2 separate regions of the Homo sapiens genome follow, and region 2 is linked to region 1. The links are chromatin contacts, found by Hi-C or POLR2A ChIA-PET in ENCODE. All regions are on one chromosome and are shown on one strand. Each heading gives the region's core, a stretch centred on a gene start or an enhancer-like site at or near the end of the contact. The rest is flanking DNA. Distances are from core to core; before and after follow the strand shown.

The links. A loop is a pair of places that touch in the nucleus more often than their neighbours do. ChIA-PET counts read pairs that join two places held with the same protein, here RNA polymerase II (POLR2A). Pooled maps may share reads with other maps.
Region 2: POLR2A ChIA-PET joins it to region 1 with 10 read pairs in naive thymus-derived CD4-positive, alpha-beta T cell. The contact joins the promoter of STAC3 here to the promoter of NACA in region 1. A Hi-C loop is called at or near these places in 2 of 50 pooled maps. POLR2A ChIA-PET finds 5 or more read pairs at or near these places in 6 of 52 experiments (AG04450, B cell, OCI-LY7 and 3 more).

Annotation. Positions count from the first base shown.
Region 1 is chr12:56,720,423-56,727,323 of GRCh38, forward strand. NACA (nascent polypeptide associated complex subunit alpha) reads right to left here and starts at 4,877. Exons shown (of 9, transcript NM_001365896.1): 1 at 4,841-4,877; 2 at 4,030-4,101; 3 at 1-1,037. The coding sequence starts at 4,099. RefSeq lists enhancers at 394-513, 3,504-3,623, 4,683-4,732, 4,823-4,952.
Region 2 is chr12:57,249,093-57,255,954 of GRCh38, forward strand. STAC3 (SH3 and cysteine rich domain 3) reads right to left here and starts at 2,095. Exons shown (of 12, transcript NM_145064.3): 1 at 1,901-2,095; 2 at 479-545; 3 at 1-216. The coding sequence starts at 544. It overlaps R3HDM2 (R3H domain containing 2), which reads right to left. Exons shown (of 24, transcript NM_001394031.1): 24 at 4,672-6,021. The coding sequence ends at 5,681.

The sequences.
Region 1 (6,901 bases), core at 3,627-6,126:
AGCAGGAACTACCTCATTTCTGGAAGGAAGGGGAGGAATTACAGATCTCTGAGAAGGATAAGAGGCCCCTGTGGAAGAATGATCTACAGAAATGGTCTTCACTGTAGGGTCTGACAAAGCACTAGGACCTGTTTGACCTAAAAGTTGGACAGAACCAAAAGAACTCTGATGTAAAGGTGCAAGATGAGAGCCCAGAGAAATGGGAAAATCTGGGGGGGTGTTGGGACCCGCAGTCTTTTGAGAAGAGGTCACCACAGGAAGAGACTGAGTTGAAAGAGATAAGGCAGCAGGTGGACTAACAGGCCCCTTCAGGCTGAGGCTTCCTGGGTTTTGTGGAGAAATCAGAACTGAGGAAATGGTGGTATCTTTGACTTGAGGGGAAGCGATGGCTAGGGTAGTTGTGGGTGTTGTCTGAGGAAGGGAGGCCACTCCAGATTGAATAGAGGCCATGGGAGTCACACAGTGGTAAGGAACAGTACTGACTATACATGGAGGGCTGGGGGTGCCTTTTGGATTAGGGACTACCTCAGAGGGAACTTTATTAAGATTAGTCTTTGGTTCTGAGGGAGCAATGGGAGCTGACAGAGTTATCACTGACCCTGACTCAGCTACAGCCACTGAAGGAGGTGAAGTAAGAAGGTTAGGTGGAAAAGCAGAACTCTTCTGAACTGAGTGGGGAGCCAGGGCAACCAGAGCTAAGGGAGCTGAAGAGGAAGGGGTCCCTTTCAGAGTTGGAGCTATCATGGGAGAGGCTAGAGCTAAGGCAGCTGGGGAGATGGGAGGCCCTATTAGGTTTGGTAGGAAGGTTGGGGCTTCAGGGGCAGTTCCCAAAGGTAGGGCTGTTCCAGAGGATGACTGGGGAAAAGGAACTTCTAAAGGGGTCGAGGCAATAGTAGAGGGGGAAGGGAATGGGGAAGCCTGGTTAGCAGCTGAGAGAGGGCACTGTTGTGGGGCAGGAGAGCAAGGAGGGGGGAGGGTAGGTCCAGGCTGCCCTAAGGCAGCAGTGACACTCAAGGCTGAAGACATAGGTAGCACAGCTGGAGAAAGGCAAAAGGAGATAAAGAAAGGGGGAGGGGGAGGAGAAAAAAGGTGAGTTATGCAGCCCAACTTGGTACAACATGCCTCCTAGGAAACACTGGAGTTTAAAATCTGACAGTCTAAGTCACCACGCAGGATTAGATAAAGGTGACAGGCAACAACAACCTTCCCCAAACATTTTTCAGTGGTCAAGTGAGAAGACATTCCCCTCCTAATTTCTCACACTTCCCCAAGTTCTACCAAAGTAAACCAACTATTTTAGGGTGAGGAGAACAGTCTAAGAGCAGCCTATCTCTAAATGGGGAGCACAGACTCTTGGTAGGTTGAGAACAACATGCTTTCTATCCTTTCCCAGTTGTGCCCTCCCCTTACTTCTTGAAATGGACTGTATTCCCAAGTCTTTCTCACAGCCAACAGAATTCCCACGAGAAGAACAGCTGTGCTACTCTGTCCACCCAAATATCATGAACAGAAAAGATACTGAAAACTGGAACAAAGAAGTTAGTGAGCAGTGACGATGATGGGGAATCTGAACTGAATAAGAAAACACAGGCTTTTATACTTTCAGGCTTCCACTAGGCTAGGAAACATCTGACTCTGTTAGAATAGTTTTGGGAAGGAGGTGCACAGCACAATTCAGTTCTTCCTAAAGTTGAAACACTTCAGAATTTAATATCAAGTATTAAAGTCACTTAGCTTCTTTATACCTTACCAGTTTACTTACTCACAAAACCCAAACAAGAAAACCAACCACAAAAGGACTGTAATAGTCTCTATAAACCTTCCTAGGTGATGTTAATTCTTCAGACATCAATCCAAGATGAATTAGACATGAATTAGACCTCCAGGCAGAGAGCTTACTCACAAGGGTAGGGACTGTATTATGAAACTGTAACCTAACTTGTTAAACCAGATTGTGGTGCTATTTTGGAAGAAGAGAATTGGAGAGCCTGTAACAGTGGCTCATGCCTGTAATCCCAGCACTTCGGGATGCCTGGGAGGGCGGATCACGAGGTCAGGAGTTCCAGACCGACCTGACCAACATGGTGAAACCCCGTCTCTACTAAAAATACAAAAATTAGCTGGGCGTGGTGGTGTACACCTGTAATACCAGCTACTCAGGAGGCAGAGGCAGGAGAATGGCTTGAACCCAGGAGGTGGAGGTTGCAGTGAGCCAAGATCGCGCTACTGCATGCACTCCAGCCTGGGTGACAGGGTGAGACTCCGTCTCAAAACAAAACAAACCAAAGAAGACAATTGGAGTGGCGAGAATACACTGGATCCCCACTCCTTAACTTGGAATTTAAGTGTTTCATTATGTCAAAATACACCAATGTTTGGCATGACAGTAAGACAGTATCTCTGGCATTCAGGAGGTAACACAGAATTGGATCAACAAATGCTCAATGCTTAGAAGGGAATGTTAAGGGGGGCGGGGGGGAAGCCCGTGGTACCAAAATTCAAATTCAAAATTCACTCAACCAGTAATTCTGAAGTTCTTATGGCATCCTACCATGGAAAAGACAAGGTGGCTCAACTAGTTTTTCCTGGAGAGTGGGTAGGCCAAAGTCTAACGATTACAGGAAAACGCTACCAAACATAATGAATCAGAATTAAAAACATGGAATATGTTTTCTTCTGACTGGACCTCAAATGGAATAAGCACTCAAATACTTGCTTTGACACCATCAACAATTCCTTGAGCTTCCTTCTTCATTCTAATAGACTATCATTACAGATAAAACCTTGTGTATTTATCATTGGTACTTCCTTAATATAAGCCTACTATGCAACTCAGACTATTCAGGAATACGTTTAATAGCATTAAGGACTGTTTCAGAAGTAAATGCATTAGTTTTGAAGCTTGAATCAGATTATTCTAAATTCATCTGAATTTCAAATCTTCGTATTTGTAAAATTAAGTTGTTCAATGACACAATCTCTAAAATCTCGTTTTGTACTGAAATTACAGAATCTTTAGAGAACAGTACTTTATTTTTTCCCTTCCTTAAGCCCCTTGTACTTCAAGAATTTCATATTGTTTATACTCCAGCTTAGAGCCCCCTATTGTCCTTCCTAGCAGCTGTATTAATCCCTTCAGCTGTTAAAATCAAACAGGTGGGAAGAAACTTTATGCTTTCAACTATAAGCAACTCTACTGTAACTCCAAAAAGGGACAGGAATTGCCCTTAAATAACAAATGAAATTTAAAAAAAACCAAAAAGGTGAGAATGAAAATTACAGCCTGAAGATTTCCTTCATTTAACGCTGCACAACTGACTCAGAAAGGCTATCATTTTAAGAACTTTTCATTACCTCCTCCTAAGTTTTCTACAGAGATATGTTTTAACCAGAATTTAAAATTAGCCTTCACAGTCGTTAATTTCGACGCTGAGGATAAAAGGATTTATTTCAATCCTGGGTTTCACACAATGATGCAGGAACTATTCCAGCACACTAGAAGTATCTCAGCACCACCAACCCATAAACAAGTTATCCGACCTAGGACGACTCTGGGGCCCAGTAGGACACATTTACCACCAGCACACATCTCATCCAGACATGTGATAAAGGCACAATGCCAAGCTCTGCTAACTAAAACCTTGATGCAACTTGCTGGCTGGAGTTTCACAAATGCTCCGGGCTCCTTGGCCTGTGTCATCTAGTTCCAATAGGTAAGAATCACTGAGCCCATTCCCTGCTGAGTTTTCCTATGTGAGGTGGGGGTTCCACAGGAGAGCTTCTTTTGAGGCGACAGGCATAACATAGAAAGCAAGCTAGGGTACTTTTAACGTCCACGAATCTTAAAAATATTATTTTTACTCCAAATCCCTAAAGAAGTATCTCCAGGATAGTAATTTTACGGTCTATCCTCCTTGGTAAAGCTGCAACCCCATCCTCCTAAAAAGTGTATTTCCCCTTGGTCATTTTGCCCACCAAATGGCTTTAGGGTTAATTTTAATTAATGGCAAGGAGGGTAGGGAAACCTACCTGTCTCAGCCTGGGGCTGCGGCAACTCCTGCTCTGTAGCAGGGACGGTTTCTGTGGCTTCGCCGGGCATTTCTGAAGGAAGGGAATAAAAAGGAGGCCTAAATTGATTGGGATACATTCACTTGCCCAACCCGGAGATAAGTATTCTTAAAAACTCCGAGGAGGGCTGTTAGAAAAAAATCGTGAGGGTGTTTGGTGACAACCTTCCCCAAAGCACCTGGGAATAAGAGGTAAATATGATGTGACCCTCACGCCTCTATCAAGGCCAGCAATTCCCACTGCATTCTCAACCCGAGGGAGAGGATCCCGGGCTGGCTCTCGATCATGGGAGACTTCAGACGCTACTGTGAACCCCCTCCACTCCTAATACTCACACTGGCTGGGCTGGGGCCTCCTGGACTACGTTTGCCGACTTTGGGGTACCAGGAGGGGAAAGACGGTGTTTTAAGTCCAACACTTGCTTGTCACAGGGAGAACGGTGTTACAGGTTCTAAGGCTGTGACCCCTTACCCTTTTCTGGATCCTGTGAAGCAGTTCCCAAAACAAGACGCACTCCTCTTCCGCCCTCAACACTGCAACTGCTCCCATCTCTGCAGGCTCGGATTCTGGGCCCGCCCCGCAGCCCTTCTACCCTGCTTTTGCCAGGACACCAACCGCAGACCCCATTTTGTCCGGAGGCCCAGGGGCGAGTAGGAACCCTGTGGCCCAGTAAAGCCTCCAACTCTCCTTAACTCTCAGTCCCCGGGGCGGCTTAGCCCGAAAGAAAGGCGGATGGCTGCGGATAGACAGTAGCGGCACAGAAAGTACTTACTGTGCAGGGAACGCGGAACCAAGATGGCGGCAGAAAGACCGAGCGAGAGCGTGACCCACGCCTGTTGCAGAAGGAAGCCTGGAGCGGAGGGGGTGGGACTAGGATCCGATTCCGGGTCAAGAGCTGCCGGCAGCCACTTCCTTTGACGAGTGACTGTCAGGCCGTTCCCACGGCGGGGGTGGTGACAAGGACTAAAGGGTAAGAATTTAGAACGGGACGCGCAGGCCTAGCAGGAGCTCTCTGCGCGGACCCACGCAGTCCTCAGAACTAAGCAGACTCCGCCCTCCGGTCCGCGAAGTGGCGACTGCGGTATTAAGTCGACCTCGCGATTTCTCAAATAGTGCAGGAAGAAGACATTAAATAGCGAATGCTAGAGACTGCATTCACAACATTGGAGGGTGGAAGTGACTTAGGCTAACCAGTTATTTTTGGAACACACGATGTGAAAACATTTAAAAGCTGCTGGACCCTCTCCCCCCCCATCAACAACAACAAAAAAACCCATTTTAAAACTTGAGAGATGTGATGGGTCACATATAACTTCAGTTCAGATTATAAATTTAATTCGATTTTTCTTGTTCTGTTCAATGACTAGAGAGACTCAAACGATGTCACCAGATGACAGCAACTCATGCGTGTTAAACTCTTCGTAAAACAATGTTAGCTGTACCCCCGCCCCCCCCCCAAAAAAAACACTTCTTGTAACCAAATTCTGTAATTATGTTCCAACCTTGTATGGATAACGTAATCCAGCTAAAAACTCCTCTGTCTCCCTAAATAAATGAAATCGTAACTTCTCTACTTCTGAAGGCTGACTCCATTCTTTGGAGGTTTTCTGGTTGGTCCATCCTCACACTGCCCTTGAATAAACTCTTTAAATAGATTCCGGCCCTTTTGATTGTTTTAGGTTCACGACAATTTAGCCGATGTTGAAATTATAAAGCTGCAGATTCTCCTTCCCAGAAAAAAAGAACATAGGCACATATACAATTCCTTTGCTTGCTATTTTGGGCACTTCTTGGATTTTTTTTTTTTTTTTTTTGAGTCGCTCTGTCGGCCAGGCTAGAGTGCAGTGGCACGATCTCGGCTCACTGCAATCTCCGCCTCCAGGGCTCAAGCAGTTGTCCCGCCTCAGCCTCCCGAGTAGCTGGGATTACAGGTGTGTGCCACCACCCCCGGCTAATTTTTTATTTTTAGTAGAGACGGGTTTCACCATGTTGGCCAGGCTGGTCTTGAACTCCTGACCTCAGGTAATCCGCCTGCCTCGGCCTCCCAAACTACTGGGATTACAGGCGTGAGCCACCATGCCCAGCCTGTTTGTTTTGTTTTTGGGACAGTCTCACTTTTATTGCCCAGGCTGGGGTGCAAAGGCACGATCTCGGCTCACTGCAACCTCCCCTTCCCGGGTCAAGCGATTCTCCTGCCTCAGCCTCCCGGGTAGCTGGGATTACAGGCATGCGCCACCACGCCAGTCTATTTTTTGTATTTTTAGTAGAGACGGGCTTTCTCCATGTTGGCCAGGCTGGTCTCCTCCTGACTTCAGGTGATCCGCCTGCCTCGGCCTCCCAAAGTGCTGGGATTACAGGCGTGAACTACCGCCCCTGGCACTTCTTGGATATTCTAAGCTTATTTATTCTAGGTGTCTGGGACCCCACCTTAAACCATGCTTTGTACAACTGTATTTTTGAAAAGTAGAATGTAAAATCAGTGTTGTGTTAATGAAAAGCCTCCCATATCTTCCCACAGCCCTACAAAAGAACTCAACAAATATTTGCTGTACCTGAATTAGCTAAACCAGTCAACATTTATTTATTTTTTGAGGCGGAGTCTCGCTCTGTCGCCCAGGCTGGAGTGCAGTGGCGCGATCTCGGCTTACTGCAACCTCGGCCTCCCGGGTTCAAGCGATTCTCGTCTCAGCCTCCAGAGTAGCTGGGATTATAGGTACCCGCCTCCCCGCCCGGACTCCTGACCGTAGGTTATCCGCCTGCCTCAGCCTCCCAAAGTGCTGGGATTACAGGTGTGAGCCACTATGCCTGGCCTGATTTAATAGCTTTAAGACGA
Region 2 (6,862 bases), core at 845-3,344, 530 kb after region 1:
ATCTTTGAATTTGTGGGGCTTATCGTTGACCAGCTTAGGAGGTTCTGGGGGTGGCTCCTCCTCCTCCTCTTCTTCCTCTTCCTCTTCCTCATAGATGTAGTAGATGGGCCCACCCCCAGCTCCCACTGCCTCCCCATTGGCCTGGGGCTCTGGGGGAAGTTCCATCTCCTTTGTCCCTGTAGAACCCTTCCTGAGTAACTGCTTTAGCCGCTGTAGCTGAGGGAGGGAGTGAAGAAAACCCAATGTTAAAAGGACTTGTCACCCTCTCTAGAGTAGGGGGGCGCTAGAGCAAACTAGACAGTTTTCTAGTTTCAGGCAAGGAATGTACCCCAGGATTAGGGGGGTATTGGTATTGGGGACTGCAGGTGCTGGCCAGCAAAAAATGAGTCACACACAAATGAGATCAATTTAAGCACTCTTCTTCAGCTGTAATGGCTTCCCAGCCCCCCACACCCAGTGGTCAGAGGCCCAGACTCACCCCACTTTGCCGAGTCTCTGCTGGGAAGGAGGGCTTAGGGGACTCCAGCACCTCCTTTTCTGTCATCCTGCAAGAGGTTGGACCCCACTATGAAATCTAATCCCTTTCATTCTTCTCTCCCTTTCTGTCCCTTGCAGTAGGGTGGTCCTCAAAGGGGAGGCTTTCGGAGAAATGTGATGAGAGATTTTGCTGTTGTTACTGTTGAGATGGGGTCTCACTCTGTCACCCAGGCTGGAGTGCAGTGGCGTGATCATGGCTCACTGCAGCCTCGACCTCCCAGCCTGAAGCGATCCCCCTACCTCAGCTTCCTGAGTAGCTGGAACACAAGGTGCACACTACCTGGCTACTTTTTTATTTTTTGTAGAGACATGGTCTTGCTTTGTTGCCTAGGCTGGTCCCGAACTAGCTCAAGCAATCTTCCTGTTTCAACCTCCCAAATTGTTGAGACAGGCGTGAGCCACTGCACTGGGCCAAATACAGATCCTTTGGCAGGTTTTATTAACAGATTTCATGGAGGTCTAGAAAAAAGCTTAACATGGCCGGGTGTGGTGGTGCATGCCTGTAATCCCAGCACTTTGGGAGGCTGAGGCAGGCGGATCACTAGAGATCAGGAGTTCAAGACTAGCCTGGCCAACATGGTGAAACCCCATCTCTACTAAATATATAAAAATTAGCCGGGTGTGGTGGCGGACGCCTGTAATCCCATCCACTCAGGAAGCTGAGGAAGGATAATCGCTTGAACCCGGGAGGCGGAGGTTGCAGTGAGCCGGGATTGTGCCACTGCCCTCCAGCCTGGGTGACAGAGCAAGACTTCGTCTCAAAAAAAAAAAAAAAAAAAAAAAAAAAGCCCAACAGACTAAAGAGCTTCCCAATTAGTTCCTCAAACTGATACTCATCCTTCCATCCTGAGGGGCGACCCCATAGTTTACAGCCCTTACACAGTGTTCAAAGCTGCGTGGTTTACGTCATTTTCCTATAGGTACTTTGTTTCTCCTGGAAATCTGTGGGCAACAGAGATGTGATGCATACCTTCCCAGATCTCCTCTCTTCAAGAGGTTTAATGTGTGTCCTCGTGTGCACACAAGGAAGGATGGACTGGAGACATTTGTCCTCCCCTACTTTTTTCTTGAGCCCTGGGGGCCCTGTGCCTAGTTCTGTCCCAGCCTGCCTCAGGGCTCAGCTATTTTAAGTTTTCAGGGTAATATGAGCCTTTCCTTCCCTTACTACTTCATTCCCTTCACCCCACCCCCACCCCCACCCCCCGCTTCAATCCAAACTCATCCTAGAGTAGAATAATAATTTTACGCCTAAAACCCAAAAGACTCACAGACAAGGAGAGAAATGAAGAAGCTGAGTAGATTATAGATCAGGGCAGCTGGGGTGAGCAGTCGTGGAAATCAAGAGGATGAAGAGGTAACTTACGTTCGGGATTCCCTAAGTCAGTCCACAGGCTGTAGAGGGAGCTGGGAGCCTCGAGGCCTTGATGGTGGTGCTGGGGAAAAACTGGTCCTCTTCCTTGGGGGCTAAGCCCCCCCAGTACCCCCTGTGTTCACACCAGCTACCCAGTCGCTATTTGTAGACCTCCTAGCCTCCTGCCTTGGTGTCAGGGCTGAAATGACAGGGCTGGAGGAAAGTGGACAGCTGAGAAACACAGCTGACACAGAGAAATTGGACACTGAGAGGTCTGGGGCAGGGCCGGACCCTAACTCCTCCCAACCCCCTAGAGCTGCTGTTCCTTGATTCTTCATCTAAGGCGAACAGGTGAATAATGGCTGAATTCAGGAAGGGACAGTTTCTGTTCATGCTCATTTAACATTTAAGGGGAGTTTATTTTTATTTTTCATTTATTTTTTGAGACAGGGTAAAAAAAGACTAATTTGAACTCATAGAGCTCTCCTATCAGCCATACTAGATGGCTTTTTTTTTTTTTTTTTTGAGACAGAGTCTTGCTCTTGTTGCCCAGGCTGGAGTGCAATGAAGCGATCCGGGCTCACTGCAACCTCCCAGGTTCAAGCGATTCTCCTGCCTCAGCCTCCTAAGTAGCTGGGATTACAGGCGCCCACCACCACGCCAAGGTAATTTTTGTATTTTTAGTACAGATGGGGTTTCACCATGTTGGCCAGGCTGGTCTCGAACCCCTGACCTCAGGTGATCCGCCTGCCTTGGCCTCCCAAAGTGCTAGGATTACAGGTGTGAGCCACCGTGCATGGCTAGATTGCTTTTTATCTGTAGGTGGTTGGAGGAGTACTTTGCTATCCTGTAAGAAAGTGAAGAATATGTAGTATTGCTTCATTCCCTCCAGCAGCTCCCAGAGACATCTCCCCACCCTCCTTCTTGTAAAATTTTGTCCTCAGACTGAAGGGAATTACCAGGGCTATTAAAAAGGGCCAGTTAACACTGGACAGAAGCATATAGCTGCCACATAAGGAATTTTTTAAATCATTTCTAAGTAATGTCCCCTTCCTCATGAGAACTGCAAACTCTTAAAGGTAGGATGGCCAACCCTCACACTTCCTAAACCCTTTTGATTCCCTGATTCCATCTCCCACCTTTGATGCCTCAGTATATAACTGATGGATCAAAGAGACAGATGCCATTCTCATCTCACAGGGGTGCACCCTTCTACTCTTTGGGCTGTGACATGGATGAAAGAGGAGATACTCCCATCTCAGGGGAGAGCAATTTAGAGGTGGCAATGCAGTGCTGCTCTATTCCTTGTATCTGTAAGAAATAAAGGACTGTGTTGGAGACTGGGTCAGGCAAGCTCCTGTAGGATCGTCGTTAGGGATACAGCTACTTGGACCCAAGAGATTTCCAGGGCAACGTGCTTTGTCATTCTCACCCACTACTTTTTTCTATTTAAGGGGGGAGTTTGAAAAGGGGGTGCAGGATGGTTCTGACTCTGCAGGTTCTTTAATGGCCCTGCTCTGACAGGCTGCAGAACAACAGGGCTTGCTTTGAGATGCTCTAAAGGAAAAGCTCCATCTTGCAGGCAAGATGACTTCTGCTCTTCGTCTTTTTTCAGCCACATAGGACAGGGACTGCTGAGCATGTTTGGATAATACAGCATCTTGGCACTGCGAGTTCAGTTGCTGTAGCTTTCATTGTAATAAAAATCTGCTTCTGTCCCTGACAGGTAAAACCCAATCCTCCAGCTTTAGGATTAAAGAAAGGCAGCCAGGCACGGTGGCTCACGCCTGTAATCACAGCACTTTGGAAGGCCGAGGCGGGTGGATCACAAGGTCAGGAGTTCGAGACCAGCCTGGCCAACATGGTGAAACCCCATGTCAACTAAAAATACAAAAATTAGCTGGGCACGATGGGGCACAGCTACTCAGGAGGCTGAGGCAGGAGAACTGCTTGAACTCGGGAGGTGGAGGTTGCAGTGAGCCGAGATATCGCGCCACTGCACTCCAGCCTGGGCAACAGGGCGAGACTCCATCTCAAAAAAAAAAAAAAAAGAAAGGCCCAAGTTCTCCATCCCTAAAGGGTTTTCAGAAGACGAGCTGGGCTGGGAGTGGTGGCTCATGCCTGTAATCCCAGCACTTTAGGAGGCCAAGGCGGGAGATCACTTGAGCCCAGGAGTTCAAGACCAGCCTGGGCAACATGGTAAAACCCTGTCTCTGCCAAAAATAGCAAAAAAAAAAAAAAAAAAGATTAGCCAGGCATGCTAGATCGCGCCTGTAATCCCAGCTACTCGGGAGACTGAGGCACAAGAATCGCTTGAACACGGGAGGCGGCTGCAGTCAGCTGAGATCTGCCACTGCACTCCAGCCTGGGTGACAGAGCAAGACCCTATCTCAAAACTCAACTACAAGGGCCCTAAATGAGTACACAGTACCACAGAATTAATAGTCTGGAAGGAAACCTAGAGGTCACCTACTAAGTCCAAGTCTCTTATTTTACTGATCTGGACACAGATCCAGAGTTGAGAAGTGATATGCTCGATGAACCACAGTGGCAGAACCGGGAGAGCCCAAAGCCATGGTCCCATTAGAGATCTAGCCATCTATCAGAACCGTGTACAGGGAAGAGGATGAGACAGAGGGAATGGTGTTAAAATAGTGTGCGTATGCTAGAGAAAGCCATCCCAACCCACGACAAACACCTCCAACAGCTGTAGGGCTATACCTACCCAGGGCCTCCAACCCTTTACCCATACCAGGGCGGCAACAGAGAAACAGTGACTGATGTCCAGTGACAGATTTTTTTTTTTATATTTAAAAACAAAACCAACCTCCCCCCAAATAACCCCCAAACAAACAAAAAAACAGATTAAATAAAATTTACAGTGAATATACCCAGCAAACATCTGTATGTGCAATTAAATACTGTGTCTGTTACTGCGGCACGAACCTCAAACAAACAATATACAAGTGTTCTGGGGGGGCCAGGGGAATCCCAAGTTTTAACTCTGTGGGGTCTAGGAAGACAAGATGGGGAAGTGAGAGAATGGGGCAATCAATTTTGTTTATCTTAATTCTGTCCATATAAATATATTCATAAAGACCAAAAAAGGAAAGGAAGCTTGGGATGTTAAGGTAATAGGAGGACAGTGTGGGACTTTCCCAATTCTACCTGACCAAAAAATGAGAAATTAATTTTATGATAGGAGAAGAGATTTAAAAAAATGATAGAAGAGGATGGAAGCCAGGCACAGTGGCTCACGCCTGTAATCCCAGCACTCTGGAAGGCCAAGGCAGGTGGATCACCTGAGGTCAGGAGTTTGAGGCCAGCCTGGCCAACATGGTGAAACTCCGTCTCTACTAAAAATACAAAAATTAGCCGGGCATGGTGGCGCGTGTCTGTAGTGCCAGCTACTTGGGAGGCTGAGGCAGGAGAATCACCTGAACCCAGGAGCTGGAGGTTGCAGTTAGCCAAGATCGTGCTACTGCACTCCAGCTGGGGTGACAAGAGCGAAACTCCGTCTCAAAAAAAAAAAAAAAAAAAAAAAGAAGAGGATGGGAAGAAGAGTGATGCAAGGGGGGTCAACCAGGGAAAAAGAGAGGACCCATGGCAGGGGAGCAAGAAGGAGTCCAATGCCAGTGTAGGTATCTGTGTTTCCATCTTCATCACTGTCTTAGGTTCCAGTTTAACATCAGTTTCCTTACTTCCTGCCTCTGTCCATGGTCTGTCAGGATCCTTCAACCCCCTCCACCCTGCCCTTGCTCCTTCTGTGACAGTCCCTTTCCCCTCCTCCATTTATTGGGAGCTGGCTCGCTCCAGGATCCTCAGGTCATAGTTCTTTTTGGCCATTCGAAGTTTGAAGCGACTCACGGAGTTGTTGAGACGAAGGGAGGCATTTTGGGCAGCCAGGGGGCTGGGGAACACAGCCACAATGGTGTACAAGGCAGCGAGGTCCGAGTGGCGGCCATTCTCAGCAGTCCCACTGTTGTCCCCCCCACCCCCTCCAGGCAGCCCCTGAGCATCCTTGAGCCACTGGATCTTGGCGCCAGACATGGCGAGCTGCGTGAAGAGTTTGTCCGCCTCAGTACGGGTGATGCCCTCAGGGAGATCTGTCACCTCCAGCACCCGCCCCAGGACTGGAAGGGGAGGAGAGAGGACATGGTTGTGAGAGGAATAGGACAGGAAGGACTTGACAGCAGCCCAGCAGAGAAGTGTCCAGCTGACTAAGTCTGTATACAATGTCTTCAAAAGCCTGGCCTTTCTCTCTTAGCCCTTTCTTCCCCTCCCCACCATCCCAGCTCTGATCAGGGCAACTAGGAGAAAAACAAATGAACCTTTCTATTCTCCTAGCCCAGAGATACAGGAAAGAAGGGACAGGGAATCAGAATCCTGGGTTTCTGAGCTAAGAACCTATACCTCAGTTCTCTCACAAGGTGCTACTGCTATGAAGAAAATGTGGCTTTTGCTAATGTTCTTTAACAATAATGTATCAATCTGAAATATGTTCCATAGTTCCCTTCCCACTCAGAGGCTGGCTCAAATAGATTCTTCCTTCTTATCATCTCAGGAAGTCAAGTTTCCCTTCCTTTCCTTGTTTAGGAAATTGCTCCAAATCCCAAGACAGATCTTGTTCACCTAGTGGGAGGCTTGTAGGACGAGAGTTTCTCCCCCATATTCTCTACCAATCTTCTCCTAAACTGGGTCTAGGACTACCAAAGGTAGATGTCGTAGATTAGGGACAGGACACTAATTAGAAAACTCTTTGTTAATAAGAGGCAACTCCCATAATTGTGTTATTCCCACTTTTTACCATGATCTTCCTCAGAATCTGAGATGGCTTGGTAGGGAGGACTGAGATACTTCACTTCTCCAGTTTCTGCTTGCTTTTGAGCACAAAGGGTCCCACTTCCACTCCCCATCCTAAGCTGGCTTTTCCCACCCATGCTGGACTGGTAATTAAGCGCTGGAAGGGTGGGC